Regions from separate parts of the Homo sapiens genome. Here regions 2, 3, 4 and 5 are each linked to region 1. The links are chromatin loops, found by intact Hi-C in ENCODE. Cell type or tissue: gastrocnemius medialis. All regions are shown on one strand. Each heading gives the region's core, and the rest is flanking DNA. Links, peaks and the distances in the headings are about the cores only. Region 1 overlaps LOC105372146 (a long non-coding RNA gene). Region 2 overlaps NEDD4L (NEDD4 like E3 ubiquitin protein ligase). Region 3 has its middle 78 kb from the start of ATP8B1. Region 4 overlaps ALPK2 (alpha kinase 2). Region 5 has its middle 8.6 kb from the start of ALPK2.

Region 1 (6,049 bases), core at 307-5,306:
CCCAGGCTGGAGTGCAGTGGCTGTTCACAGGAGTGGTCATGGCTCACTGCAGCCTCGAACTCCTGGCCTCAAGGGATCCTCCTGCCTCAGCCTCCCTAGTAGCTGGGACTACAGGCACGTGCCACTGTACTCACTGCAACGTCTTCCCTTTGACTTCAACTTCTCCTGTTCATCTGATGACTTGAATAGCCATTTGAGCAACCTATCCAGCAACCTCAGATCAGTTCCTCGATCTGAATCCCAGTGACCTTCACTTCCAATTTACTCAATCCACCCCCACTCATGACCACCCCAGAACTGGCCAGCACTTACACTAGCAGAAGTGTTTTCGAAATCTTACACTTCAGTATTCCACCTTCTGACAACGCCCACCTATCCTTCCAGGTATCGTAATGTAAATGATTTTTTATTTGCTCATTTTCTTTCCAGGTTATCCAGTTTTTTTGCCTCTCCTTTTACTATCAGATCTTTCTAGCTTTTAAAAATTTTCCTGAGTGTATACATTACTGATCCCTTGAACTTTTTTCAAGTTCTTGAACTCTCTTGCACATCCATTCCCTCATTTATTCACTCAGTAAACATCCACTGAGCGTCAGGGACTGTGTCAGGGACGAGGACACATGATGTCTGCCCACAGAGCTTAGAGTGAAAGAAGGCAAAAAACACGTTCACAATTATACAACTTTGCATGAGAAAAATGCTGGGAATGAAAGCAACAGGCTGCCAGGTTGGAGAATAAAGTGGAGAACTGCAAGAGGAGAGTCTTCAGGGATGGCTTCAGAAAAGGTTCTTTGAATGTCACCAAATTGAGGCCATATGGAAACATTGACGAGGATGGTTTTTTGTTTTTAGGAGAAAAGTGTTGGGATTGAAACACTTTCAGAGTTAGTAAAAGTGGACTGGGTGCAGTGGCTCTGATGCCTGTAATCCCAGCACTTTGGGAGGCCAAGGTGGGTGGATCCCTTGATTCTAGGATTTGGAGACCAGCCTGGGCAACACAGTGAGACCCCATGTCTACAAAAATTTAAAAATTAGCCAGGCATAGTGGCACATGCTTGTGGTCCCAGCTAATTGGGAGGCTGAGGTGGGAGGATCTCTTGAGCTCACTGTGATTGCGCCACCGCACTTCAACCTGGATGACAGAATAAGACTCTGTCTAAAAAAACAGAATTAGTAAAAGTGACAAAGTAGAGATACAAGTAGAAATAGAGATGGCTCACCTAGGCTCTGTTTTGGCAGTTTAGAGAGGGGAAGCAGAGAAAATGGCAGATACTAGAGCAGGCAGGACTGGCTCCTTGTTAAAAAATTATTAAGAATTTAAAAACAGTGACGGCAGAATATTAAACCAGGCACAGGGTGCTGTGTGTCTGTAGAGGTCTCATGCCCACGAAGCTGGCTCTGACAGCATGCCTGTGTGCCAGTGAGAATAATTGGTCAAAATGAGGCATATTGATCATATTAGAGGGGAGATAACCAAAGAAATGAAATTTAGGAAAGACAAAAAGGAGATGGAGAGGCTGGGCATGGTGGCTCACACCTGTAATCCGAGCACTTTGGGAGGCTGAGATGGGAGGATCACTTGAGCCCAGGAGGTTGAGACCAGCCTGGGTGACATAGCAAGACCCTGTCTACAAAAATAAAAATAAATTAGCTGGGCATGGTGACATGTGCTTATAGTCCAGCTACTCGGGAGGCTGAGGTGGGAGGATTGCTTGAGCCCAGGAGGTTGAGGCTGCAGTGAGCTATGATTATACCACTGTACTCTAGCCTGGGCTAGAGAGTGAGAACCTGTCTCTAAAAGAAAATAAATAAAAGGGGATGCAACCCAGAGTCTACGTGGAGGGGTTAGACAGGAGTGACAAGTCCTCCATTGTAACAGGAAGAAAGAAAACTATCGATGCAAGAGGGTTAATAATACGCTGTGATGGCTTCAGTTTTTCAGTGACGGGTGAAGCAAGGCTCTCAGGAGTGGGAGGGTAGGAGGAGAAGGAGAATGAGGGGCTTAAGTAGAGAGAAGTGTGTGGAAGTTGGTGGGGGTTGGAGTTTTGCCAGTTGAAAGTAAAAGAATGGATCAGGGGAGTTGGTGTTTGTGAGAGCGAATAGACGAAACAAAGAATCTGGTTAGACAAGAAAATAAGTCGAGATTTGAGTGAAATAAGAGGGGTCAAGTGTTAGCATCTTGATTCTGGTGACTTGTGATATTGAAGGGGCACTTGAGAAAGTGGGCTGAAAGATAGGGCTTTGTAATCAGAGAGGACAAAATTTAAATCCATGATTTTGGAAGAGTGTAATTTTTGTGATGACAAGGTCCAGGATATCTCTTGGGTGGTGTATGGTTGGGTTACAAGAAGTCTCTGTGGATGAGGAAGCCAAAGAGCCAAGAGAAGAATTGTGTGGGTCATCAACGTGGAGTTGAAATTACCAGGAATGATGAGGGCATAGGATGGAGCTAAGCTTTCAGGTCAAGTGCTAAGTCTTCACTCTTCTCTCAAGATGGGAAAATAATGCACCATTAAAATTATTTTTTCTGCTAGGCACGGTGGCTTACACCTATAATCCCAGCACTTTGAGAGGCTGAGGTGGGAGAATTGCTTGAGCCCAGGAGTTTAAGACCAGCCTGGGCAATATAGCAAGACCCATCCCTACAAAAAATAAACAAAATTAGCGGGGCATAGTGGAGAATCACTTGAGCCCTGGCGGTCGAGGCTGCAGTGAGCCGTGATCAAGCCACTGCACTCCAGCCTGGGTGACAGACACCCTGTCTAAAAAAAAATTTTTTTTTCTTGCAACAGCATTTCTAAGTTTTGCGAACTCCTCTCTCCTCCCACTTCATTAGAGAGATCAAATCTCCGTGGGACTGAAGGGGGCACAGTTCTTCCTTTGAGCCAGGAGGGGGAGCAAGAGACTGCAACAGAAGGCTCTGAATCTAAACGAAGCCTTTCGGAAGACAAAGGGGTGGATCACAAAGGAGCTTGCGGTTCCCCTCCGCCTTTCTGCATTAGTTTCCTAGGGTTGTTCTAATAAATTACCACTAGCTTGGGCCTTACAATAGTGGGCATTTATCCTCTCATAGCTGGAGTGCAGTGGCTCCACCTCCTGGGTTCCAGCAGTTCTCCTGCTTTAGCCTCCCAAGTAGCTGGGACTACAGGTGTGTGCCACTGCACCTGGCTAATTTTTGTATTTTTAGTAGAGATGGGGTTTCACCATGTTAGCCAGGCTGGTCTCGAACTCCTGACCCTCAAGTGATCTGCCTACCTCAGCTTCCTAAAGTGCTGGGATTACAGGCGTGAGCTACCACGCCGGGGCCAATGATTTGCTTTTTTAAAAAAACAAAAACCAAACAGCCTCAGAAATTTTGAACTACTTTCTCTAAAAGAAACCAGCTTTATTGAGAAATAATTCACATGCCAGACATTCACCAATTTAGTATATTTGTAGATCATTGATCATCACAATCAATTTTAGAACATTTTTTTATCACCCTAAAAGAGTCCCCATACCCATTGGCAGTCCCTTCCGGTTTCTCCCACCTTCCCGGGCCCCCAGTCCCTGGTAGCCTACCCTATCACTAGAGATTTGCCTTTCCTGGACTCTTCACAGAAATGGAGTCAGACAGTAGAAATGCAGTCTTTTAAATTATTTATGGGCCGAGCTGGGCGCTGTGGCTCACGCCTGTAATCCCAGCAATTTAGGACGCCAAGGTAGACAGATTACTTGAGGTTAGGAGTTTGAGACCAGCCTGGCCAACATGGTGAAATCCCGTTGCTACTAAAAATGCAAAAATCAGCTGGGCATGGTGGTGCACACCCCTAATCCCAGCTACTGAGGAAGCTGAGGTAGGAGAATCAATTGAACCCAGGAGGCAGAAGTTGGAGTGAGCCGAGATCATGCCACTGCACTCCAGCCTGGGTGATAGAGTGAGATTCTGTCTCAAAAATTAAAAAAAAAAAAGATTTATGGTGAACAGCGGGTTAGATGTCATTCTTTTGATTTTAGGGTTGTATTCAAGTATAAGACTCATTCTTTTCACAATGAGCGGTTAGAGCAGCAAAGCTGTAGATATCTGAAGACTTTGAGAGCTTAGGGAATAGGAGGATCATCTGGGGTCCCCCCTTTCTCTCTCCTTCCCCCGCAGCCCTCTCCTTTGCCACCAGCAGCCGAGAGAACAGTCTTGGGGGAAAGAAAACACAGAAGCTCAGTGCTGCGGGGAGAGGGGAATGAAGGCGTGATAAGAGACATGCGGGGGCTGTTCCTGGCTCGCTCACCTCCTTGTCCTCTTCCTCACCGAAACCACAGAGTCTCCCCCAGCCTTGCAGCAGAAGTGTGGTCGTGCCTCTGCAGTAAGCTGGGTGTAGGACTGGCTGGCCAGCATCTGCAGTCTATGCTGAGTACCTGTGCCTGGGTGACCCTTCCCCCGCGACTCCAGTGTGACCTTCCTTCCCAAGCCTCTTGTTGCCCTGGGGTCTTCCACATTCAGCTGTGTCAAGCTCAGGGAATACAGGAGGAAAATGGGATCGCCTCAAAGTTAGGGGCTGGGGGATGAGTTGCCGCAGGTACTAACAGGCAAACCTGCCCTGTTCCTCCAGCCGGGTGCCAGTGGTAGTTGACAGGGAAAGGGCCCTTGAGGAAGAGAGCAAGTGGGGAGAGAGAGGGAGAGACAGAGAGGATGGAGAAGTTGGAGGTCTCTGTGGTGGCCCAAGGGGGCAGTGGGGCCTGGAGGAGGTGGTTGGGCATCTGCTCCCACTAACCCATGGGCCACCTGGTCCCTTTGCCACGGACCCTGCTATGGGCAGCCATGGTGGGGTGGAGGCGTGTCCCTGGCACCCCCATGTCTCCCCGCATGAGTTTCCTGAGGAACCTGTGGGCATCCCGACGCCCTCTGGGTTTCACCTGGAGGACCACTGCTCACAAGTGGCCTCTCCTTATTTCTTTGAGCAACTTGAACTCTGTGAAAAGAACGTGGGCTCCACGGAGGCCTGTGCCAGCGGAGACAGGAAACATCACCGCTGTTTTCAAGATGGTTCCATTCACTCTTTGTCCTAGTGACCCTGTACTCAGCTCCCATTGTGATGGCTTGGGCGGGGGGATGGGCATGTTTTCTGGATAGTTCCACTGCCTCTGCCCCACTGCATGCAAGCCTGGTCAGCCTGGTGAGGGAGGGCATGCTCAGGCCCCCACCAGCCCCGGGCCTGCTGTCCTTCAGTGGCCTGTGTTCTGAAGACACAGGTGCATCTCTGTCACCCACTACCCACCAAGTCACAAACACCTGGGGCGGGAAGGAAGGTAAATGTTCCTCAAGGGATAGTGTGTATATGAGGGTGGGGTGCGTGGCTGGGAGGCGCACAAATGGCAGCATCCACTTAGGAGCCTGTACCCATCTTCCAGCAGGTCAGCACGGCTGAAGCCAGCAAATTTGTTGTGTTCTCTGGGCCTTAGCAGTCACGACCTTGGACCACGAGATGTGCCCTTGTCGCATTTATTTAAAGAGTTGAAATCTGAAAGGTGCATTAGAAATCGTTCTATTTATAGAGTCACTCTAAATACACTGTGGTGGAAGATGGCCAAGAGCTATTGTGAAGTGAAAGTAGGAACTGGAAAACGGTGAGCTCAGCATGATCTCACATATGCACATATGTGTACACCTGTGTGTATACATGTATAAAAGATATCTGTACACATGTATGTGTATAATACTCATACGTGTGTGTGCATATGTGTGTGTGTGTCCATATGGTCTGGAGATTTATATGCATAATACAACCGGAAGAAATATACACTGAAGAGATAGCATTATCTCTTGAAAGTGAGATTGGGATTATGTGGGGAGGGGAACTTTTAAACATTAATTTACGGAAAAGAAACGGAAAAATGTTCTGGTTCAGTCTAGCCAGGGTAAGTTTGAGACCTGGGCCCCAGGGTGACTTTCACCTCAACCACTGCTCTCTGCCAGTGCCACGCTGCCTGTGGCCTGGCCCTTGCTGTGAGTGTTTACGACCACAAAATTTACTTTTCCTGGAAGTGGTTTCTTCTGATGGCTGGAGAATGTTTA
Region 2 (6,049 bases), core at 760-5,759, 360 kb after region 1:
GAGGGCTCTGCGCTGTCAACACTGCAGGTACCCGAGACTTGCAGCCCAGCTGGGAACTTTGCAGAGGAAAGGGGAGGAGGCACATGAGCAGCACGGGGCACTGTGAAGTGGGCTGGGCAGGAAGGAACACAGCAACAGGCTAATTGGGGAGACTGACCTTTTTCCCAGTCTGGCCTAAGGTCAGCCCTAAAAGGTTCCCAACAGGGACTCTCCCTTCTTGCCCTCTTGAGTCCCCACTGGGTCACATCTGGGCACTGCGGCCTACTTACCAAGGACTGTGTCTTGGGTCTTAAGTAAACTCATGCTCAAATTTTTTCCAGCCCAGTTCAAGTCCTATAAATGATTCCTCAGAGATTCTACAGCCTGAGCTCTCTGGAAGCTGTTTTGAGAAGTGTTCTCTCCCAGAAAGAGGCTTCTGCGTTCTTACCTCAGGAACCCCTTTGAACATGGCTCTGAGAGCCAACCCCGAGAAAGCTAGTGTCAGAATTCAGGATACCCATGCTCACCGCAAACACTTTTACCAGGGGCTTCACCATCTCACAAGTGCCTAATGAGTCTTGGACTTCAGAGCAGGTTAAAAGCGTATTAATCTAGCAACTGTGTCATTGATGTAATTCGTTCCACCATGTGTGGTTTTAAGAAAGAACATATAAATATTCACAGTGACTCTGTCCAATTGTGCCTCTCATGTGTACTCATAACCCTGGAGGAGGCGGCAGGAATTCCAAGTGCTGCGGACAGCTTTCTGGCAAGATGCCATCTACTGTTAATGGAAAAAGACAAGCCGCAAGAAACCAAAGACTAAATGATGTCCTGCTTCCCCGCTAGCTATCTCCTCTGCCCCGAGGGGATGGGTTAAGCACATCAAGAGGAAGCTCAGTACTAAAGAAAAAGGGAAAATTCTCCAGGAGTCTGAGATGATCTGAGCGGAATGAAATGGCATGAGGAAAAATGCCACCGGCTTTGCACAGGGCAGTGACACACGGTCGGGATTCTGACAGCACCTTTCTGAGAAGCAACTTGGGGATTCATTATTGAGTCTTATTAACTCTCACACAAGTTGAGGGCTAGGTATACAAGGATGCCTTTTGAGGAACAGACTAACATGGATTATACAAATGTTACGTAAAATCAGTAATTCTCAAGTTTAATAAAAGAACAAAACAGCAGACGGATAAGAATAAATGTGCATCCTTTTAGTAGGCTTAAGCCATGTGTTTTGGGCAGACTTTTTTTTTTTTTTTGAAACGGAATCTCGCTCTGTCACCCAGGCTGGAGTGCATGCAATGGCACAATCTCAGCTCACTGAAACCTCTGCCTCCCGGGTTCAAGCGATTCTCCTGCCTCAGCCTCCTGAGTAGCTGGCATTACAGGCATGCGCCACCACGTCTGGCTAATATATATATATATTTTTTGTATTTTTAGTAGAGATGGGGTTTCACCATGTTGGTCAGGCTGGTCTTGAATGCCTAACCTCAGTGATCTGCCCACCTCAGCCTCCCAAAGTGCTGGGATTACAGGCGTGAGCCACTGTGCCCTGCCAGACTTTAATGTTTTTAAAAGTGCGGCGCTTTTAGGGAGATGAAGGAAATGAACATACTATAAATCTGCAGGCATTTAAACCCCTCTGACAACAATTAAGATGGTGCATTCACAAAGAAGCTTTAAATCAAACAACCCATAACACTTGATGTAGAAAATGTTCCAGCTTCCATAATTCTTTATTAAATATTTGACAAGTTGCATCGCTTCTTTACAATGACTTCATTTTGTCACATTAGTCTTTTGCTGTCAGGAAAACAATCTACAGTTTCTCTTTAGATCTCTCAAGAAAAAAGAAAAGCGAAAGGATTGTTCTTCAAGAAAACTTCCTGTGTGTATCAAATTCAACCATATTTTAAAGCTATTCTGACTGTGAAAATGAGCATTATTCATAAGTTGCCTTAAAAAAATTCAAGGTAGTTTGGTTTTTACCACTGTATCAAATAGTACTTGGCTTCCTATTAGGAGGTGGGTTTATAATAAAAAGTTATGAAACATTGATAATTTATTTGGAATGCTTGAAACTCTTTTCACCTTAAAAGTCACTGTTTTTTTCATGTTTCATTTGATGATAGATCCTGAATTAGGAAATGACAGCAAATTAACATCATCTTCCTAGGGTTTTCTTAGGCTCCAAGGGTTGAAATTCACAGGACACAGCTTGGAGAAAACTGCAGAAGGGACTAAACTCTCACCTCCTTTCGAAACCAGATTACTCAATAAAGGTGTAAAAATGCTATACAAATATATACAAATATATTTGGACAGCATATGTACGTATATATGTATATATATTACATACAGAGTAGTAAAGGAAGAACAAAGTCACGCAAAGTTAACATGAAGGAAACCGTGACAATCTAGGTGAAATCAGTCTGAGTAAAAGGGGAAAACTGGCTTACACGGGAACACATATCTGCAGACACAGAGTTATGGTCACGAGGAAGGCTTCTGATGATGCACTGGTACGGGGTTGAGAATGCAGTGCACGCGAGGTTAGGCGCCAACAGCAATGCTACTCCTTACACACAGAAAACCAACGAACGGAAAGACGTGCCTTTGAAACATGCGTTGCTTTCAGTGGAACATCTTTAACAAACAACAGATGTTTAATGAGGTTTGCTTGGAAAATTTCATGCCAACAGGAAGCTAACCCTTTTCTAGAAAACGTTCTCCAAGCTCCCGTCCTAATGCTGTGGCACTTTCTCTGACATACTGAGAACACTCTGGGGTGGGGGTGTGTGTATGCAAATGTATAGACACTGTTCATTAAGGCTTATATAAATTAAAAAAGTGGTCCAAAGAATATCACATTTTTCCCCAGTTTTAAAATCTAAAGTACAAAGTGGAGTTTATAAGGATTTGTTTTTTAAAAACACATCTCAGTCCTGAAATTGGCAGTTCTGACACGACTTATCAGGATGTACCCCAATGCCTGAATGACAGAGGTAGTGATCTTCGGGGTCAGGGGAGGTCAGGAAGGGAGCAGGCGGGCAGTTACCCTGCACAGCGGCACCCTCTACTGGCGAGGCAGCAAATGATACCAGACAGCACCTCCCACCTCTCCCTCTTAAGTACAGGGGTGCAGGGCCAGGGTAAGGAGGAGACAGAAGAAGGAGAACTAGCACAGTGTCACGTAGGGGCTGCAGAACTGATTAACCCAGGCTCTCTTTATACGTTTTTAAATTTCAGAGGTGAGTACAAGACTCTCAGAAATACAGGAGTCGACTGTTAATGGGTAACTGTTAGAATAATTAAAAAGTTGCTGTGTATGAACCTGGCTTTCGGGAGGACCAGTGTGGATCTGGCAAGATAGCAGCGGTGCACACTCTCTATGCAACAATGGGAGATGTAGAAAATGGTTCAAATGTTTTGCATGCTGTTTCTCAGAATCTGTCACTGTGAGGCCGGGTGCGGTGGCTCATGCTTGTAATCCCAGCACTTTGGAAGGCTGAGGCGGGAGGATCACCTGAGGTCAGGAGTTCAAGACCAGCCTGGCCAGCATGGTGAAACCATCTCTACTAAAAATACAAAAATTAGCCAGGCGTGGTGGTGGGTGCCTGTAATCCCAACTATTCGGGGAGGCTGAGGCAGAAGAATCGCTTGAAGCCAGGAGGCAGAGGTTGTGGTGAGCTGAGATTGAGCCACTGCACTCCAGCCTGAGCTACAGAGCAAGACTCTGTCTCAGAAATAACAATAATAATCTGTCCCTTTGTCCTTACATGGGAGAAATAATACATGCCAAGTCGCTCTGTATCCCTCATTGTCTGAATTTAGGGAATATCTGATGTCACCTTCTGAAGGGTCCTGGAAACAAAAACCAAGTGTCTTACCTTTGTTCTTGAGATTTGTTAGAGGACTGGCTGCAGAGAAGCATAAACATTTCAGGCAAAAAGGAAAAGAGCACTGAAGCTGGGAATACACCGCAACACAGACAATGAATGCCTCACTGCTGCCGGCTCCAGGGCCAGCAGTGGAGAGGCACAGGCTGTTGGACCTTCATCCCACCAGGTGCTCTTTCCACATCCTTCCTCGGGCCAACAAGGGGCAGGAATGGAAATACCCGGGACCCACAGGCAGCTGTGATAACTGATGTTAAGAGAACCGCAACAGGCAGTGTGTGAGCTCCGGCACGTACTTCTCAGCCTCATGTAAGTGGCCCATAATAACTACAGCTTCAGCAGACAACTAAAGAGACTGCATTAAGGTGATTTCTCTGGCTATAAAGAGAGCCCGGCCTGCAGAGCAGTGTGACTGCTGGGACCTCTGGGATAGGCAACACTGCCCTCTCTCCCCCAGGGCTACTCCCCGGGCAGGTCGGGGCCCAAGGAATGACCCAGCAACTGCTCCTTACCCAGCACACTCTCTTTACTGCCACCTGCAATTATGCTGTGAAGATGACTGGGTGTGGTCATCACGATTCAGAGAAATCAAGATCTATGACCATTTTAGGCAAAGAGAGAAACTTGGAGAATTGCTGAGGACTACTGAACCTTGTTTTGCTTTTTTAAAAAATACTAAATCCTCACTTCAGCATATTTAGTTGTCATTAAAATTAAGCTGATATTATTAAGGGGTTGATGAACTGAGGTGTCACTCACAATTACTGCCTTCCAAGTATTCATGGGGTAGATTTCAGTAATTCTTGTTTGCTTCTGGCTTAGAAATTGTCAGAATGATTTTTCTTTTATACTTTCCAATACTTGACTTAATATGCATTTAGTGACATTCTGTTTTTTTCAATATACGGTTTACAAGATGACAGAAGAATCCCAGTTCTTAGGTTAGAATTGGATTTCTCCCTCTACAATTACACAATTACTCTCAAAAACCAAGAAAGCATACTGCTCGACTCAGGCTCTGGCATGATTCTTAAAAAGAAAACTGCCTCTAGACTATGGGGGCTTACAAAAAGGGGATTTTTGCCACTGAGACATTTGTCATGTTAACTGTAGCGGAAAACATCTCACCAATAGTCAAAACTCATGAGCGGGAATTTTTTTTTTTTTTTTTTTTTTTTTTTTTTTTTTTTTAGTTACATAGCATCTAAGTTTTCTGATCACTACCAGGTAATTTTCAACCAATAAGAAAAAGGAACCAACACTCAGCTCTGTAGAAATCTACCTTCTTTTAGAAACCTCAGGCCTCTGCACCCCTTTAGACAACTCATTTACAACCACAACCTTCCATGGCTTCTCACATGCCAGCCAGGGCAGGGTAAAAACGGCAATTTCTTACACCGAAAGGTCCTTTTTATGTAACAAACAGACCTCCCCAAACCACAACTTTTTTGTCCTATTGATGACTCGCATGAGATCAAATCTCTAGTGTCCCCTGACTGCCCCGACAGGGTCTAGGACAACACAGGTTAAAAAGGACAGCAGGGTCGTTCAACTCCCACACTGCCTCAGGTGTTTTCTCAAAGCACGACAATTCTGCAATGGAGACTTACACGTGGAAAAGAATCAAACTGTGCAGGTACCCTCAGTCCTCTGCCACTACCAGCTCAATAGCTTGAGCTCAGAGGATCAAGTCAAGTCTCTGTCTCACTTTTAATCTAGCACACAAGAGGCACAACTCAGGCAGTACACGGTATTGAAGCATGCAACAGGTCATTGGTAACAAAACTCAGTTAGATTAAGAGTACATTAAATAAATCTTTGTAGTTGAGTAGAAATCACAAAACAGTTGGTGAGGACAGGTCTGTAGGCTCAGCTTTACATCCAGGTTTTTATACACCAGCAGCCAGATTCACAATTGATAGATATTGCACCGGAAAGATGTGTGCAGGGAAAAGAAATCATCATCACATTTAATGTTCATGATAAAAAAATAAAAACAAAACCAGATATGACCTCCATGTAGTACATAAAGTGCCTTCAGAATTGGTGCATTTACAACAAAAACTGGTTATTTAGCTACCATTAGCAAACGCATACAAACAGGAGACTAAACAGATCTGGTTTCCACAGTTTTGAATCAAGCAGTGCCAAGTTTCATTCAAAAT
Region 3 (6,049 bases), core at 336-5,335, 880 kb after region 1:
ATCCCTACCTAAAACTCATGTTGAAATTTGATTCCCAACATGGCAGTGTTGGGAGGTGGAGCCTAGTGGGAGGTGTTTGGTTCATGGGTCCCCATCGTCACGAATAGATTAATGTTGTCTCACTCACAGGTATGAGAGAGAGCTCTCACCTGCTCAGGAATGGATTAGCTCCTGGAAGTGGGAGTTCTTTTTTTTTTTTTTTTTTTTAGATGGAGTCTTGCTCTGTCACCTAGGCTGGAGTGCAATGGTGCGATCTCGGCTCACTGCAACCTCCAAGCGATCCTCCTGCCTTAGCCTCCTGAATAGCTGGGACTACAGGTGTGTGCCACCATGCCTGGCTAATTTTTGTTTTTTTGTATTTTTAGTAGAGATAGGGTTTCACCATATTGGCCAGGCTGCTCTTGAACTCCTGACCTCATGCTTCAGCCTCGCAAAGTGCTGAGATTACAGGCGTGAGCCACTGTGCCCGGCCTGGGAGTTCTTATAAAGTGATATCACTGCTCTTGTGATATTGAACACACCTGCTCCCGCTTTGACCTTCTGCCATGTTATAACACAGCATGGAAGCCATCACCAAAAATCAGCACCATGCCCTTGAACTTCCTGATCTGTAGAACTATGAGCTAAATAAACCTCTTTTTAGAATAAATTACCCAGAATCAGGTATTCTGTTATAACACTAAACACATTAAGACATACATACAGTGGAATACTATTCGCCTTAAAAATGAACAACCATTTTTTTTTTTTGCTTAAACAACAGAGACTTTTTTTTAAGTTTATGGATACATAATAGATGTACATATTTTTGGAGTACATGTCTATATACATTATATATTATATATACACATTATATGCAGTCATATAATGTGTAAAGATCAAATCAGGGTAATTGGCACATTCACCACTTTAAATATTTATCTTTTCTTTTTTTTTTTTTTTTTTTTTGAGATGGAGTCTCGTTCTGTCACCTAGGCTGGAGTGCAGTGGCAATCTTGGCTCACTGCAAGCTCCACCTCCCGGGTTCATGCCATTCTTCTACCTCAGCCTCCCGAGTAGCTGGGACTACAGGCACCGGCCACCAGGCCCAGCTAATTTTTTTGTATTTTTAGTAGAGACGGGGTTTCACCGTGTTAGCCAGGATGGCCTCGATCTCTTGACCTCGTGATCTGCCTGCCTCGGCCTCCCAAAGTGCTGGGATTACAGGCGTGAGCCACTGCAACAGGCCTTATCTTTTCTTTATGCTAGGAACACTTGAATTATTCTCTTACAGCTATTTTGAAATATACAACAGATTATTGTTAAGTATCATCACCCTACTGCTCTATTGAACACTAAGCCTTACTTCTTCTATTTAACTAAACATTCGTACCAATTAATCAACTTCTCTTCATCCCCATCTTTCTCCTACTCTTTCCAGCATTTGGTAACCACCAATCTACTCTCTGTCTTTATGACATCCAGGATTTTTAGTTCCCATATATGTGTAAGAACATGCCACACTTGCTTTTCTGTGCTTGGCTTATTTCACTGAACATAATGACCTCCAGTTCCTTCAATGTGGCTGCAAAGGACAGGATTTCTTTTTTTTATGGCTAATATCCCATTGTGTGGAATATATACAATATAAATAATAACTCCTTACATATATACCACATTTAGGAGTGACATTTTGATATATGCCACATGGATGAATCTTGAAGACATGCTGAGTGAAATCCCCCAGATTTAAAAAGACAAATATTGCATGATTCCCTTTATAAGGGGTACCTAGAATAGAAAAGGTAAATTCATAGAGTCAGAGACACAAAGTAGAACAGAAGTTACCAAGGACTGGGAGGAGAGGAGAATGGGGAGTTGTTGGTTTATGGGTACCGTGTTTCCATCTGAGAAGATGAAAAGGGTTTGTAGATAAACTGTAGTGATGGTTGCACAATAACGTGAATGTACACAGTGCCACAGAGCTGCACGTTTAAAAGGGGTTATTTTTATGTATATTTGACCACAATTAAAAACAATAAAAACCAAAAGAGCCTGAAGGCCAGCCTCCAAGGATCTCCCTCCAGCTGTCATCAATACCTGAGACCATACACTTCAAATACAATCACCAGCACAGAGCTGGTGATAGAAAATTGTGAATAAAAATAACTGAACCTGATGTCAGCTTCTCATCTATAGCATCTTTCCTATCATTCACAGGAGATCATAATAGATCTCATAAATGCTTTAGCATGTCTACTCACTTATTAGCTCATCGATTACTCTACCTGCTTTGTCACCTGTAGAGGAAGGAACTGAGTTTCACTTTGTCATTCTAGAAAAGATGAGTTGATGGAGGCCTCAGGACCTGCCCCGCAGCAGCACGCAGGCTGCACATCAGGGCGTGGTTAGGAGCTGCTGTGTCTCGGGTCACCTGCAGCTTCTTGACCTGAACACAGAGCTGAGGTCTGCTGGGGCCCCTCATGACATGTATACCAATCAGCAAGGCCCTGTTCTTCCATGATTTTGCTGACCTCTGTGCATACGTTGCAAAATGTTCACGACATAGCAGACCATTAAGACAGCTATGCAGGCAGTGAAGGGAGCTGTCCCTGTGGTGTGGCGCTCCCTCTCGTGGTGAATGAGGGAAAGTTCAGACAGACAAGAATTGCACACTTCCATCTGCGTTTGGCATTTTTGTAACACAGTTAAGTTTGTCCTGTAATTTTCATGTTGTAACTATAACTCTAATGAAGACTTTTGCCTGTTAATCTGGAAATAACTAGGCCTAAGATTAACCAGAAAGAAAGAGAGAGGGAGGGAGTGAGGAAGGAAGGAAAAAAAGAACAAAGAAAGAAAAGAGAATTTTTAAAAAAGAAAAATTATGATGTTTTTCTTCTTTTTAGTTTTCGGTTTCCAAGACAGTGTTCTATGGAGGTTAAAATTCTCTTATGACATAGATTTATTAAGGTACAAAATTAATTTCCTTTTGTTCCATATACCAGCCCCCTTTTATTATTATCCCACAAAATTCCATAATACAGTATTTCTTATATCACCACAAAGAAAAAGGGACCTTTCTTTTAATCTAAAATGGAGGCGTACCAGCCTGGGAAACATAGGGAGATTCCATCTCTACAGAAAATAATTTAAAAATTAGCTGGGCATGATGGTGTACACCTGTGGTCCCAGCTACTTGGGAGGCTGATATGGGAGGATCACTTCTGCCTGGGAGGTTGAGGCTGCAGTGAGCCATGATGGCACCACTGCACTCCAGCCTGGGTGACAGAGTGTGCCCCTGTCTAAACTAAAATATAAAATAAAGTAGAATAATAATATTAAAATTAAAATGGATAACTACAACAACAGATACCCTTTAAAGGCAGTTTTTCATCTAGACACCCTATAAAGGCTTGAGTATTTTTCTCTTAAAAAAAAAAAGTGACTGGGCCGGGTGGGGTGGCTCACATCTGTAATCCTAGCACTTTGGGAGGCCGAGGTGGGTGGATCACTTGAGGTCAGGAGTTCAAAACCAGTCTGACCAACACAGTGAAACCCTGTCTCTACTAAAAATACAAAAAAAATTAGCCGGGAATGGTGGTGGGTGCCTGTAATGCCAGGTACTCAGGAGGCTGAGGCAGGAGAATTGCTTGAACCCAGCAGGCAGAGGTTGCAGTGAACCAAGGTTGTGCCACTGCACTCCAGCCTGGGCAACAGAGCAAGACTCATCTGAAAAAAAAAAAAAAAGACTGACTCAATATTTTTTGAGGTCACAAACTTGAGAAATAATAAAAAACTATGGACCCCATCCCTTTTTATGCCCCTAACATGTCATAAACATACAAAAATGACAAAAAAAAACTGTGTTGCAAATTGTATACAAAAAAATTGTGTGAAGAAATGTACACATAATTCCAGGAGATTTAGCCTCCCTCGAATCCATTCATGGATCTTGAATTTCAGGATAAAAATCCAAAAGGGACCCAACATTCCCTTCAGAATGGAAGTGTGTGGAGCCCAGGAGACTGGAGCACACTCCTTTCCTCAGGTGCCTGTAGCCAGGCCTGAGTTGGAGATGGAATAAGGACTCTGCATGGGAGAGCAGCTTACTGTTGTTAAGGGAGCTTGGGGCTTTATCTCATGGTCCCTCACAACTACCTAGTGCAGTCAGTAGGGAAAGAACCACTCATTGTGGGTTGACAGTCACTAGGGGAAATGTTAGAGAAAGGCAGGCAGAAAACAAAGACTTTGTCACAAAAAGCAAACCGTTATAAAGTATTTGCCTCTCTCCTCAACATCCGTGAAGTCATCCATCTATTTTCTGAAGGCCATGGGAAAGGAAATTGTATCAGTCTGTTCTCATGCTGCTAATAAAGATATACCTGAGACTGCGTAATTTATAAAGAAAAAGAGGTTTAATGGGCTCACAGTTCCATGTGGTTGACGAGCCCTCACAATCATGGTGGAAGGGAAAGGAGCAAAGTCACATCTTACATGGTGGCAGGCAAAAGAGAGAGCATGTGCAGGGAAACTTCCCTTTATAAAACCATCAGATCTCATGAGACTTATTCACTATCATGAGAACAGCATGGGAAAAAACTGCCCTCATGATTCAATTACCTCCCACTGGGTCCCTCCTGTGACACGTGGGGATTATGGGAGCTACAGTTGGAGATTTGGGTGGGGACACAGCCAAACCATATCAGGAATAATGATAGAAATTGTCTTATCATGCCTGTAGGAACCAATGACATTCATTGAGACTATATCCTTTCAGTGTAGTCATTGAGCTATACTTACACACGTGTTTGTGGGGACAACTCTTTGAGAGGCTAGCAACTGAACACCAGGTCTTTCCCTAAACTAATGGGTGTGCTATCAGTTGGCAGGATATCCACCCTACCAACAGTATCATCATCTTTCCACCATCCCTAAGCATGCCCACGTCAACTCCAGCAGCTGGGACTGCCCCATGATGCCTTACTATGCTGTCCTGCAGTGACTGGTTATACATCTGTATTCCTCAGTGGTGCTCTAGCAAGGCAGAGACCACCCTACCATACTCCATGCATAGCACAGTACCTGACACACAATCTCATTTTCAAACTCTACTCAGGAAACTTCCATATTAGTCTACATTCTCCCAAGAAGCAGATGCCAAAAATATTAAAAGGGGAAGTGCCTCTGTGAGAAAAAAATTAGGGACGGAGTTGGGTAAATATGGCAGTGCTGCTGAACTGTGATACAAGTCTAACCATGAGTGAAGGAGAATGAGAGAGAAGGTTGGATGGAAGATTCTTAGAACACCATGCAGGGCCGGGCATGGGGGCTCACACCTGTAATCCAGCACTTTGGGAGGCAGATCACCTGAGGTCAGGAGTTTGAGACCAGCCTGGCCAACATGGTGAAACCCCATCTCTACTAAAAATACAAAATGTAACTTGGTGTGGTGGAGGATGCCTGTAATCCCAGCAGGAGGCTGAGGCAGAAGAATTGCTTGAAGCTGGGAGGTAGAGGTTGTAGTGAGCAGAGATCATGCCACTGCACTTCAGTCTGGGTGACAGAGTGAGACTCTGTTTCCAAAAACAAACAAACAAAGAAACAGAACATGCAGTCTAAAGAAGGCTCACCAAAGTCAGGTGATGGGGAGTTGGTGGTGGTCCTTGAGCCAAAGTCAACCATCTGAAGAGCGTGTGGCCCTGAATGAAGCTTAGGCCTTAGCATTCTTGCCACCCTCATTTGTTGGCTGAGAGCAGTGAATAGTCAGTGTGACCTTGGTTCAGACATGCAGTTGGAGTTCTGTGAGTTCATCTGTGTGGCCATCACGTCTTCTATCCTGCTAACTCATTGCAATTCTCCAGCTTCATTGTGATCACCAGTCTACTAATTTCACCACTTTTACCGGATCCATTGTTCCTCTGTGTCTTCATTTTTCTTCTAACCCTTGTTTTGGAGCCCTTCCCTAGAATGTCTGCATCGCAGGCACCCTGAACTCTGTGAGCCTTCTCTCAGGTGCCCACCTGGTCTAGTAGCCACTAGTAGATGTTTATTGCCATATCCTCCTTCCTCA
Region 4 (6,049 bases), core at 457-5,456, 230 kb after region 1:
AGGCAAAGATTCAGTTAGAGATACTAGCGGGTGTTTGGGTCCATCTGGGGCAAGTTGTATCATGGTGGTTAGGGTATAGATTAGGAGTTATATTGCTTGGGTTCAAGTCTGGCCTCTGGCAGTACCTGGATAGCCCTGGGCAAATGCCTTAGCCTCTGGGTGCCTCACTTTCCCCACCTGTAAAATGGGGGTGCTAATGATAAGACTCCTCTCAGGTATAAAAATGCAAAGCAATTTGAATGGCACATGGCCTAACACAGCTCTCATGGTTGTTAGTTACTGTTTTTTTAAATTAGTGTTTTTAAATAAAAAATGAGGCAATGCTTATGCTCAGTATGCTTATGAAATAAATAGAGAGCTTAGTTCAGGCAAAAGATCATTGTGTCTGAGTTGATACCAACCTAGCATTAGGAGAAAGAGTGGTGCTGGCATCCACAGCTCCTCCTCTCTGAAAAACTCAGGGCCTCGGCCAGAAGGTAGGAGTCATCTGGTGACGGAGCAGGAGGGGGAGGTTCACCAGAGTTACCCTTGAGTCAGCAGGTAAATGGGAGTCCCAGGCAGGTTTTGCCCATGCCGGGGTAGGTTCTGACCCTGCAGTCCTTTCCCAGCTTCGGAGGAGTTGCCACTGGCGGCCAACCTCTCCCCTCTCGTGTGGGGATTTTCTTTGCAGAGAAAATTAGAACGGGTTTCTGGAACACTGGCACCCACTTTTCTTTAGGATCACAGCTCCCTGATCTAACTACAAACCAGCACTAGGTTATTGTACTGGAAGGGCCATCGACTGATGGGAAATAACTGCTTGACCAACATATTCATCCATTTATTAAGGACATGTTATTTTCCATGGTGACTTTGATAATGAATGCACTGAATATTTATCTAATATGAATCCACTGTGGGCACTAATCCATACGAATCAACACAGATGATGACAAGAGACAGGAAAAATAATTCTCTTCTGGCATTTACCTTTTGGAATGGCAGCATTCAGAGGGCCAGCCCTTGACAACAGCCTATTTTTTTTTTTTTTTTTTTTTTTTTTTTTGAGACGGAGCCTTGCTCTGTCACTAGGCTGGAGCACAGTGGTGCAATCTCGGCTCACTACAACCTCCACCTCCTGGTTCAAGCGATCCTCCAGCCTCAGCCTCCCGAGTAGCTGGGACTATAGGTGTGCACCACCATGCCCAGCTAATTTTTGTATATTTAGTAGAGACGGGGTTTCACCATGTTGGCCAGGATGGTCTAGATCTCTTGACCTTGTGATCTGCCCGCCTTGGCCTCCCAAAATGAGCCACCATGCCCGCATGCCCGTCCTTTTTTTTTTTTTTTTTTCAACTTATCACCTTCTAGTTGTTCGTTACGGTTTTCTAGCCGTGGGCCAATTCCTTTAAGAATCTACTCCACCATTGAGCACTCAAAGGTTTTTTATTTTGTTTTCTCAGTGTAAGCAACAGCAATTTCATTGCTTAAAAATAACAAAAGTTGCCACCAGGAAGACACCAGATTAGGAAGTTCTCCTTCCTTCTTGTGATGGCTTTTGTAAGATCCTGAGTCCTCGTCACTGCTTTCCGGCTGGTACACTTCAGACCCCTTGGCTGACATCTCGACTGTGCCCTACCCAGCAGTCTGGTACCCACCCTGCTATCCCCAAAGGAGCACAGATTTAATGCCTTCCCACCAGTTAACTGGTGGGGCGGGAGTTAGGATGAGGGGAGCAGTGACTTGGATCATTATAAAAGAAATAAACCCTAAGTAATGTTTTTAAAAAATTATTATTATTACTTTAGAGATAGGGTCTCACTCTGTCACTTAGGCTGGATTGCAGTGGCGAGATCATGGCTCACCGCAGCCTTGAACTCCTGTGCTCAACCGATCCTCCCACCTCAGCCTCCTAAGTAGCTAGGTCCACAGGCATGCGCACTGCACCTGGCTAATTTTTTTTTCTAGAGATGGGATCTTGCTATGTTGCCCAGGCTGGTCTCCAACTCCTGGCCTCAGGTGACCCTCCTGCCTCGGCCTCCAAAAGTGCTGGGATTACAGGTGTGAACCACCATGCCAGGCCTGAGTAATCGTTTTTGATGTCCAAAGCTTAGTACAACAGAAACTTTTTATTCACCGGGGACTTTACTACCGTTTTCCCTCAACACTAGCCCAACCTGCACACGGAAGAAAAAACTAGCTGCACTCCAGGTCTCCTTTGAGCTCGTTCAGCTGCACTTTCCACCTCTGTCTCACATAGTCAGGGGTCCTATCCAAAGCCCAAAGCCCCTCGGCTAAACAAGCTTCAAATCTCCCACAGACCATCCATCATTCAGTTCTGCTGCCCATTTCATGCCCTTCCCGCCATCCTCCAATTTTCCTTGTGTTCGGTACAACAGGTTCTGGCAGGCTTAGGAATATTTAGGTGTCCCCACATCACCCATGAAGCCGGCCACTGCATGGTGTTGGAAAGACCCTCTAGGAAATGGCCCAGATGAGGAGGTGGGCTTGGTCGAGACCTGGACCAAGAGTTTGACATTGTGAACCTGAACACGGTCTCAGCTTGGGCAGGAACCAGCAGGCCCAAATGCACTGATGCGGGTTTGCCATCAATACGTACTTGTTACATTTTCTCTCTCTCTCAATTATCCACTTGGCTCCCAGGATACTGTTAGCAGTCTTGGTTACTCTCTGGTTGAAAGATTTGCTACCCAACAGGCCCATTATCACTTCCAGGGTAGAGAATTAGCTTTTAAATATGCATTCTGTCATCCTAGCATCTGCTGGTGCCAAGGAGAGATGAGAAGCACCTTGAATTCATGGATATTTTCACCGTAGTATAATTTGAGGCAGTGGAGCAAAGTCTCAGTATTGGTGATCTTGGTTTGGCTACGGATTACATATGTTTTATACTGATGTACTTTTTTGTGTTACCAACGCTGTGGAGTTATGCTACTTAATTTGTGATAGACTCACACATCTGCAGTAATCTCATTTCCTACCCAATTGTTACGACCACTCGGGACAGGGGCCTCATCCTTGTCTTGTTCTAATGTCTAGGCTGCCGCCCAGTGGCTGCCCTAGCTAATTACACATTAGCATGCTAATTGTTCCTCACTGATATTGATACTGAGGTGATATTTCAAAGGTCTCAGCCCAACCAGTGGGAATTGTTTCCTTATTGCTTCTATTCTCTTTTGCTAATGAGGTTGATATCAGACATCACTCCAATCTACTAGGTTATCTTCAGCAAAGACAAGTGTGATAAAAGGGAAAAGATGAATATTATTCAGCCAATAACCTATTGTTGAGGTGTCTTTTACATTTTGGGGGCTTAGCCGTAGTTTTTTGGATAATCCAGATTTTATTCTACTCCCTAATTCCTAGCTCTGATTTCGACCTGGATGATCTGGTAATCATTTAAAAACATCTTTATTTGGATGAGATCCTATAGAATAGATATCTAAAATCCTCCCACCTCTCATCCCCTTTAGAAAAAATCTCTCAAGTTCTATTTCACTTTAAGCATTACAGGCTGCACCTAAAGAATTTTAAGTAATGGAAGTGAGCATTTTCTATTAGATTGATTTGTAAATTTTCCGACTATTTAGGCAAGCCACCTCTCCCCTCAGAGACTCAATTCTCACTTCCATAATTGGGGATAATAATTAATATTCCTGTCTCTCAGGATTGTTATGAGAATTAAATGGTATGAAATGGGAAAGTCTTTTGTTACACTGACCTTCAAATATCTTGTTTCTAGCTCCAGTATTACTGAAAAAGATCCAAGCTGAGATGTTCCCTGAACACTCTGGAAATGTAAAATTAAGCTGCCAATTTGCAGAAATTCATGAAGATTCTACTATCTGCTGGACAAAAGATTCAAAGTCCATAGCCCAAGTGCAGAGAAGGTGCGATGTTTTTCCCTGGTTACTTTTCACAGTTGTTGCTTGTTTATTTCACAACATGGTTGTAAAAAAGAAAAAAGAATAAATTATAGGACGTGAAAAGGAAAATTGAAGCAGAGATTCCACATCCACAATATTAAAAAAGACTAAATATCGGAAGACAAGTGTCTGGATGGGGAAAATGATGGAGGATTCTTGCCCAGGTTTTGCCAGAATTGAGTTCTGGGGTTTTGGGAAGTCACACAACCTTTCACTACATTTTTTAAATCAGGGGAAGGAACATGTCAAATGATATTCTAGTCTGAGGTTCTGTGGTCCTAAGATTAAAGAGCTCTCATCTGTATGTCTGTGAATTTAACTTGGGTGTGTTTTCTGTTTCATAAATTCCCAGTAATCTGATAAAGGTCAAACAAAGCTAAGGAGATGAATAAAAACAACAACAACAGCAATCTATGAGGTTACAGAAAAGTAACAGCTATTGAGGGTGACCAGCAGCCATCACTAAGATGGGAAAACCTGTTTATTTCTGGGTCCCTATGATTTTTATTTTTATTTTTGAGACAAGGTGCTACTCCCATCTCCCAGGCTGGAGTATAGTGGTGCAATCACGGCTCACTGCAGCCTCCACCTCCTGGGCTTAAGTGATCCTCCCACCTCAGCCTCCCGAGTACCTAGGATTACTGGAGCACACCACCATGCTTGGCTAATTTTCTTTTGTATTTTTAGTAGAGACAGGGTTTTGCCACATTGCCCAGGCTGGTCTTGAACTCCTGGCCTCAAGTGATCCACCTGCCTCAGCCTCCCAAAGTGCTGGGATTACAGGAGTGACCCACTGCGTCCAGCCATGTCCTTAAGATAATAAAGGAGAGAAGAATGAGGAGGCAAGAGATGAGCGTGAGAATCATTGCCAAGAATATCCCCTGTGGAATAAACCTGATTACTGGCTTCCTTAAGCAGCTTTTCTTGGCAATAAATGCTTGTTCAAGTGAACTGATGAATTCAAGCTTCATCTGACACAATCTAGAAACAAATCACCTGGTTCAAAAGTCAACCCTCTGCCAAAGGGTTCCCAGTTTAGCTCCCTAAGAAATGGGAGGGGTTCCAATCCCCTTAATTTTGTCACCAGTAGACTGAAAAAGTGAGAAAATCTGAGTTTTCTGTTTAATTAAATCATATATGTCTGCTTGGAACATATGTCTGGAAACTATTTCTCAAATGTAATCATGGAATACTTGAGCTATGATTTCATTTCTACTAACATCACTCCAGAGCATCTAACTGGATTGTAATTGATAGCATAACCACTTTGCCTAAAATGTCACCATTACCCTGCCTGTCTTAGGTATGGCTTAAGAATTATTATAAAGGAAAAGAAATGGTTTGCTTTTTAAGTCAAGGAGGTTCCCTAGAGCTTCACTTAAAAAGGTACTAATTATTCATTTTAAATTATTTTCTGAAGCTGTCAGCCAAGAGCAATTAACCAGTATTTTCACTGTTTTTCCATTCATCAGCCTTGCTCTGAGCTCAGAATTACCACTTGAATATTTGCGGGTCCCTTTTCCATTTGATGTGTATTTACGATAAACCTAACCTTCCCCTGGGGAGCATATGTCATTAGTAAGCATTCTACTTACTGATGACGCGTGGCTAAGGCCTTTGATTCCTAGTGATGTTTGCTTCATTTCTCCTTGGTGACAGTGTCTGGCTTAGTTGAACCCATTTGCTTTCTCCATGCTAACACTTGAGAATATTTAAGAGTTATAATTCATTTGTTTATTGAGAGATCATTTATATTATTTCAAGTGGGTTTTCAAATGTTTGCTAATTTCTCTCATGCCTACTTCCAGTCCAGCGTTTCCCTTCATTTGTGCCTCCATGAAATATGTCACTGTCTTGTATCATTTTCAAAGAGTTGAAATCTCTCAAATATAATATGAACGTGGAGCAAAGGTCTTCTTGAACTTACTAAATCATGAGGGAACCTGTACAATGGCAAGAGTTGTTCAAAGGAGCATTTGAGGAATGAAGATTTAGATAGTCCATCAGGCAAAGGAATGCGGAAATACATTTTGAAATAGATATAAAACTGGTTAATGTTTGACAGGTAATAAACTTTGGGAGTTATCTTTTCTACTGCACAGAAACCTAAAAGTTAACCTGTA
Region 5 (6,049 bases), core at 497-5,496, 130 kb after region 1:
AGGGCAGGAATTTTGTCTCTGCAAATCTGCTTGCCCAGCCCCTATCATAGTGCCAATTACCAACCGTTAGTGGATACTTCCTACATAGCAAGTACGGTGTTAGGAATGTGCATAAGTAGCTCACTTAATCCTCACATAACCCAAGGAAGGAGCTGTAATCATTCTCTTTTAACAAAGGAGACTCTGGGAGATAAAACACGTCCAGGTTCACACATCTTGGGGCAGAGGTGCTAATAAGAGTGAGCTGAAGTTAATATTATTTATTCTCACTAGTAGCCTAAACCATGATAGATTAGTAAGCCTACATTTGAAACAGCATGGTGTAAACAAACCCCAGAAAACAGGTAACTTCGCTGATCAGACTGCTTCCTTTATTTAAATAGTACGAGAGTACATTTGCATATTAAACAGGGTGGTTTTTACTGCCCCACTCCTTTAGTGATGATGGTTGAAACTCAGAATCAACCTTTGAGTTTCATTGCTTTGAGGTAAATGTTTGCTCTCTTTGGGCATTCTCTTTAAAATGCAAATGTTCTCCAATGTTAAAGCATTAAATTCCTAACAGTATATTGAGTATGAATTTTTCACAGACTTTTACTCTAGCCTAAAGCAGACTGGAAAAATACTGGGCAGAAAATGATTACACAATCTGGTGAAATGTGGTTGATTGTCTATAAATGTCTTAAAGTAGTGATTCATGGTGTACTGTTCACTGGGAGCTTATTTAAACTGTTGATTTGTGGCCCTGTATTCAGATCCGCTGAATGAGAGTCTCTGGGTCCTTAAAATCTGCATCTGAATGAGAGCCTCGGGTGATTCTGACGCATAGTAAAGTTCAAAGCTAACTGCTTTAAGGTCTATTAAGCTTACAATAAGATGAGATGAAAATATCCTGCAGTCTATGTTTTGTTCTTCTCACTACTTTTATACTGATATGAAAATTATAGGGGAAAATGGTCCCACAATATTACATGGTCAGGGCAGAGGAAATATTGAAAATGGGGAGAAAAGGAGATTGAAAGAAAAGGCCTAGGAAATGACACTTCAAAAATTCAGTTTTTGGCCGGGTGCAGTGGCTCATGCCTATAATCCCAGCACTTTGGGAGGCTGAGGCAGGAGGATCGCTTGAGCTCAGGAGTTTAAGACAAGCCTAGGCAACATGCTGAAACCCCATCTCTACAAAAAATACAAAAATTAGCTCAGTGTGGTGGTGTGCATCTGTAGTTCCAGCTACTAGGAAGGCTGAGGTGGGAGGATGGCTTGACCCCAGGAGTTGGAGGTTGCAGTGAGCAAAGACCATGCCACTACACTCTAGCCTGGGCAACAGAGCCAGACCCAGCCTCAAAAAAAAATTTTTTTTTTTTTTTTTAGTTTTTCCTGGGGCTGGTGCTGTACCTGTTAAGGCTTCTTAGAATAACTAGGATTGATCTTACATTCCACCTTAATCAGTGCCATTTGCTAAGTTAGTCTTTTGAGAGCGAATGAGCATATACTGCAGTGAGAAGACCGTGTATCTAAGAGCCATCCATTCATTCACTCAAGGACTGTCATTTGAGCCAGTGCAAGCCAAACACTACACTAACTGCTGGAGATAGAAGGGTGAGCAAACATCTCATAAGACTTACAGACTGGTTGGAGAGAGAGGCAACAAAATTAGACATTGATATTGATATTTGTCTTCAAAACTTTAGGAGTAATAGAATAAATTGCTATGTTAATGACAAAAACGGAAAGCGAGTTTGTTATTGCATTTCAGCTTTATGATATGGGGAAAAGTGAAAATGGGGACTTATGGGGTTTGAGACTTTTTTTTTCTTTTCAGCCAAGCAATGGGTAAGAAAGCATTGTGGCACAAGTAATGAATTCATCAGCAATGTAAATGGTTCTCTGAACACCAGGAATTAATCTGTTTTAATGGTGTGGTTTTCAGAATGCAGCAGAATTATCTCCACTTCCTACTCCACCAGTTCTTTGAGTATGTCTGGATCTTTGTCTGAATCTGTGAAGTGAGTAAAATGAGGAAGTTGGATGGGGTAGTTGAAAAGTGCTTTTGAAGTTATTCTTGTTCTTCTGTAACCTAGCCCAGTGGATTCTTCTTGGCTGATGCCTAGATAGAACCGATTTATTAAGACAAGAGAACTGCAACAGAGAAAGAGCCGGCTAAACTCAGGAATGTCAAGTGGAGATGTTTTAGCTTTATTCTATTTGTGATGGGGAATCACAGAAGATTTATAAGCAAGAGAGAGAGAGAGATGAAAAACAAGTGTCTAAGAAGATTGGCCCGTTGGCTGTCTGGGCAGTCCCCACGATAGTGTCTGTGGTGCTGGGAAGGGGTGGTGATGGCAGATTTGGCAAGAGGAGACTCGGAGGCTATTGCTAAGGTCTCATTACCGATGGGTAATAGACAGAAAAAAATGGATTCATAAATGAACACTGATAAAGCAAATGAGGATGAGAAGTGCTTCTGTAGCACACACACTTTAATTGGTAGTTAAATTATTCCTGTCACGTGCAGCCACATTTGCAGATTGGGAAGACAGTTTTTCACCCTGTAGTGAAGTTCTTTTTGTCCTCAGGAAGACAGGTTTGGACAGCTTACGAGAAAGGGGGCTGTGGAACACAGACAGCGGAAAGGGCCAAGTTATCAAGGGTGTAGTCATGGCCTCTCCTGGGGGCAACAAAGATGGGAGTTCGTGGGGCTGGCAAAACTGAGCCCAGAACTCAGCCTCATGGATCTTTTACACCAAGAAAAGGACTAGTTGCATGAGGCTTGGATGAGACTTAGGAGCTCCAGAAAGGGGAAAGAGGGCAACTGGGGTAGACTATGCTTCAGAAAGCTGTGGCTTGGAGTGAACTTCCTTTGTGAAATTTTGCTACAGGCAATCCTGATTGATCAATCAGGTAGGATTGATCAATCTCTCAATTGGCCATGTAACCATAAAAGTAAATGGTAGGGACAGGAAACATAATATTTTGCTAAAAACTCTGACTTAAGACCAGGTAAGCTTCATTATGCCTTTTATAAAAAAAGAATGTCATTAATAAGAACTTGGGCACTGCCTTCTTCAAGACTCCCTGACCAGCCAGTAGCAGGTGGTAACAGAGTCCAGGAGCCCCATCTCCTGACCTTTGCAGAGCTCCTAGAGAACCCTGTTCTCCCTGCCGCCTTTCCATTTGTTGGAGGACAGGCTCCACACTGTCTTGGTACATAAGGGAACAGCATAGTAACACTGTCAAATGAGCAATGGGACAGGAGGCGGCTGGTGATAATTCTTGCCTTAGACTTTTGGCTCTCTGGGTACCTGTCACGAGGAATATCATGTTCAGGAGGATTTACTCACTAGGTATCTGCTTCTCAGACTCGTGGGGATGAAAATCTGGAGTAGTCGTTCAAGTCATAGTTTTATCAAGTAGGTTTGATGCTTTGAACGTGACTTAAGAATAAAAGTCAGAAAATATTCTATTGTAGGGCAAGATAAGCAAGGGATCCACTAACTGTTTTATTCTATTGTTTTACATTTTTTAAAACAATTGACCCAGCATTTTGGGAGGCCAAGGCGGGTGGATCACTTGAAACCAGGAGTTTGACCAGCCTGGCCAACATGGTGGAAGCCCGTCTCTACTAAAAATACAAAAAAAATTAGCTGGGAGTTGTTGTGCGTGCCTGTAGTCCCAGCTATTGGGGAGGCTGAGGCAGGAAAATTGCTTGAACACTGGAGGTGGAGACTGCAGTGAGCTGAGATTGTACCACTGCACTCTAGCCTGGGTGACAGAGTGAGACTCCGTTGCAAAAAAAAAAAAAAAAAAAAAAAAAAAGATTGAGACAGGGCCTCACTCTGTCACCCAGGCTGGAGTGCAGTGTGGCACAATCATGGCTTACTGCAGCCTTGACCTCCTTGGTTTGAGTGATCCTTCTCCTTCAGTCTCCTGAGTAGCTGGGACTACAGGTGCATGCCACCATGCCTGGCTAATTTTTTTGGTAGAGACAGGATTTTGCTATGTTGCCCGGGCTGGTCTCAAACTCCCGGCCTCAAGTGGTCCTCCCACCTTGGCCTCCAAAGTGCTGGGATTGCAGGCTTAGGCCACTACACTCAGCCATAAACAGTGTTATTGAGGGATAATTTACATAAAATTTTGTCATTGTTAGTGTACAGTATAATAATTTCTACTATATTTATGGGTTTGTGCAACTGTTATCATACTTCAGTTCAAGAACAGTCCCATCATCCCAAAATATTCTTTCATGTCTATTTGCAGCTAACCCTGCTTCTCCCAACCTTAGAAAACCACCGATGTTTTGTCTCTATAAATTTGTCTTTTTTGACTTTCATAACATTGGAATATTTCAATATGTCGTCTTTTGTGTCTGGCCTTTTATAGTTAGCACAGGGTTTTTGAGGTTTATCCAAGCTGTAACATGAATCAATTGTCCTTTGCTTTTTGTTCTTGAATAGTACACGGGCCATAGCTTGTCGTATCCATTCATTGGTTGACAGACATTTGGATTGTTTTCAGTTTTTGGCATACAGGTTGTTATTTGAACTTGTGTTGTTATTTCTCATAGGGAGGGTTCTAGGAGTGGAATTGCTGAGTCATATGGCAAGCTTGTGTTTAACGTTTTAAGAAATGACCAGTTATTTTCCAAAGTGGCTGTGCTACTTTACATTCCCACCAGCAGTGTATTAGGGTTCCAGTTTCTTCTTCACATCCTCATTATATTTGGTATTGTTCGTCTTTTTTTTTTTATTATAGCCATCCTTGTGGGCATTGTGGTTTTTTTTCAATATGTTTTTTTCTATTTCTTTGTTTTATTGTGTTTCCATTTTAATATGCATTTCTTTATTGATTAAAGGTGTTGAGTATCTTTTTTTTCTTTCCAGACAAAGTCTCACTTTGTTGCCCAGTCTGGAGTGCAGTGGCACAACCATGGCTCACTGCAGCCTTGACCTTCCAGGTTCAAGTGATCCTCCCTCTTCAGCTTTCTGAGTGGCTGGGTCTGCAGGTACACACCACCACACCCAGCTAATGTTTTGTTTTCATTTTTTTGGTAGAGATGGGGTATTGCTATGTTGCCAGGGCTGACCTAGAACTCCTGGACTAAAGCAATCCTCCCACCTTGGCCACTCAAAATGCTGGGATTACAGGTGTGAGCCAGTGTGCCTGGCCTAACGTGTTGAGCATCCTTTCATGTGCTTATTAGCCATCTATAGATTTTCTCTGGCGAAATGTCTATTCAAATCTTTTGCCCATGTTTTAAATTGGGTTTTTGTTATTTATTTATTTATCTATCAAAAGATGGGGTCTCACTCTGTTGCCCAGGCTGGAGTACAGTGGCATAATCGTAGCTCACTGCAGTCTCAAACTCCTGGGCTCGAGCAATCTTCTCACTTCAGCCTCCCCAGTAGTTGGGAGCACAGGCACATGCCACCATCCCTGGCTATGGGTTTTTAATCTTTTTATTGTTGAGTTTCATGGGTTTTTAAAATATATGTTCTGCTCTCTCCGCCTCAGCAAACCAATGCACAAACAGAAAACCAAATACCACATGTTCTCACTTACAAGGGGAGCTGAATGATGAGAACACATGGACACGTGGCAGGGTACAACACATATTGGGACCTGTTGGGGGCTGGTGGGGAGGGTGAGCATCAGAAAGAATAGCTAATAGATGCTAGGCTTAATAACTAGGTGATGGATTGATGTGTGCAGCAAATAATCATGGCACATGTATGCCTATGTAACAAATCTGTACATCCTGCACATGTACCCTGGAACTTAAAATAAAAGTTGAAAAAAAAAATAAAATAAATAAAATATATATTCTGGCTGTACATCCTTCATGACACATATGATTTGCAAATATTTTCTTCCAGTGTGTGGCAGGTAATGATGGCTTTTGAAGCACAAAAGTTGCACTTAAGTTTCTTCCATTTTCAAGTCTGCCTGATACTCACTTTTTGTTGGGCCCTTTCATGTCTCCTCTGAACATGCTGGGAAAGTGTGGATAGCCAGGTTCCCCATGGTCTGCCCTGCACACACATGCAGCCCG

The links. A loop is a pair of places that touch in the nucleus more often than their neighbours do. Peaks named below come from ENCODE experiments on the same cell type or tissue, not always from the same donor. Only the 100,000 strongest peaks of a DNase experiment are listed, where the experiment ranks them.
Region 2: a loop joins it to region 1, with 4 times the contacts of the local background. A loop is called at or near these places in 27 of 110 quality-filtered maps.
Region 3: a loop joins it to region 1, with 5 times the contacts of the local background. A loop is called at or near these places in 8 of 110 quality-filtered maps.
Region 4: it touches region 1 in a loop (18-fold over the local background); 98 of 110 quality-filtered maps call a loop at or near these places.
Region 5: a loop joins it to region 1, with 2.8 times the contacts of the local background. A loop is called at or near these places in 4 of 110 quality-filtered maps.

Annotation. Positions count from the first base shown.
Region 1 is chr18:58,761,316-58,767,364 of GRCh38, reverse strand. The region is part of intron 1 of LOC105372146 (a long non-coding RNA gene); the gene reads left to right. Among named protein-coding and RNA genes, the nearest start is that of LINC01926, 50 kb to the left of the region's middle. RefSeq lists enhancers at 2,942-3,211, 5,333-5,382. In gastrocnemius medialis, for the core only: a CTCF peak has its summit at 2,887 (motif pointing right); a DNase peak (open chromatin) is centred at 2,894; H3K27ac peaks cover 2,332 bases.
Region 2 is chr18:58,397,184-58,403,232 of GRCh38, reverse strand. It overlaps NEDD4L (NEDD4 like E3 ubiquitin protein ligase), which reads right to left. Exons shown (of 31, transcript NM_001144967.3): 31 at 1,694-6,049. Among named protein-coding and RNA genes, the nearest start is that of MIR122HG, 46 kb to the left of the region's middle. In gastrocnemius medialis, for the core only: a CTCF peak has its summit at 3,067 (motif pointing left); no DNase peak of the experiment used is centred there.
Region 3 is chr18:57,878,547-57,884,595 of GRCh38, reverse strand. No RefSeq gene overlaps it. Among named protein-coding and RNA genes, the nearest start is that of ATP8B1, 78 kb to the right of the region's middle. In gastrocnemius medialis, for the core only: CTCF peaks have their summits at 2,411 and 2,615 (motif pointing left); a DNase peak (open chromatin) is centred at 2,605.
Region 4 is chr18:58,526,932-58,532,980 of GRCh38, reverse strand. It overlaps ALPK2 (alpha kinase 2), which reads left to right. Exons shown (of 13, transcript NM_052947.4): 6 at 3,743-3,890. Among named protein-coding and RNA genes, the nearest start is that of ALPK2-AS1, 27 kb to the left of the region's middle. In gastrocnemius medialis, for the core only: CTCF peaks have their summits at 2,866 and 3,067 (motif pointing left); no DNase peak of the experiment used is centred there; H3K27ac peaks cover 423 bases.
Region 5 is chr18:58,634,619-58,640,667 of GRCh38, reverse strand. No RefSeq gene overlaps it. Among named protein-coding and RNA genes, the nearest start is that of ALPK2, 8.6 kb to the right of the region's middle. RefSeq lists an enhancer at 2,119-2,248. In gastrocnemius medialis, for the core only: no CTCF peak of the experiment used is centred there; DNase peaks (open chromatin) are centred at 3,257 and 3,822; H3K27ac peaks cover 4,646 bases.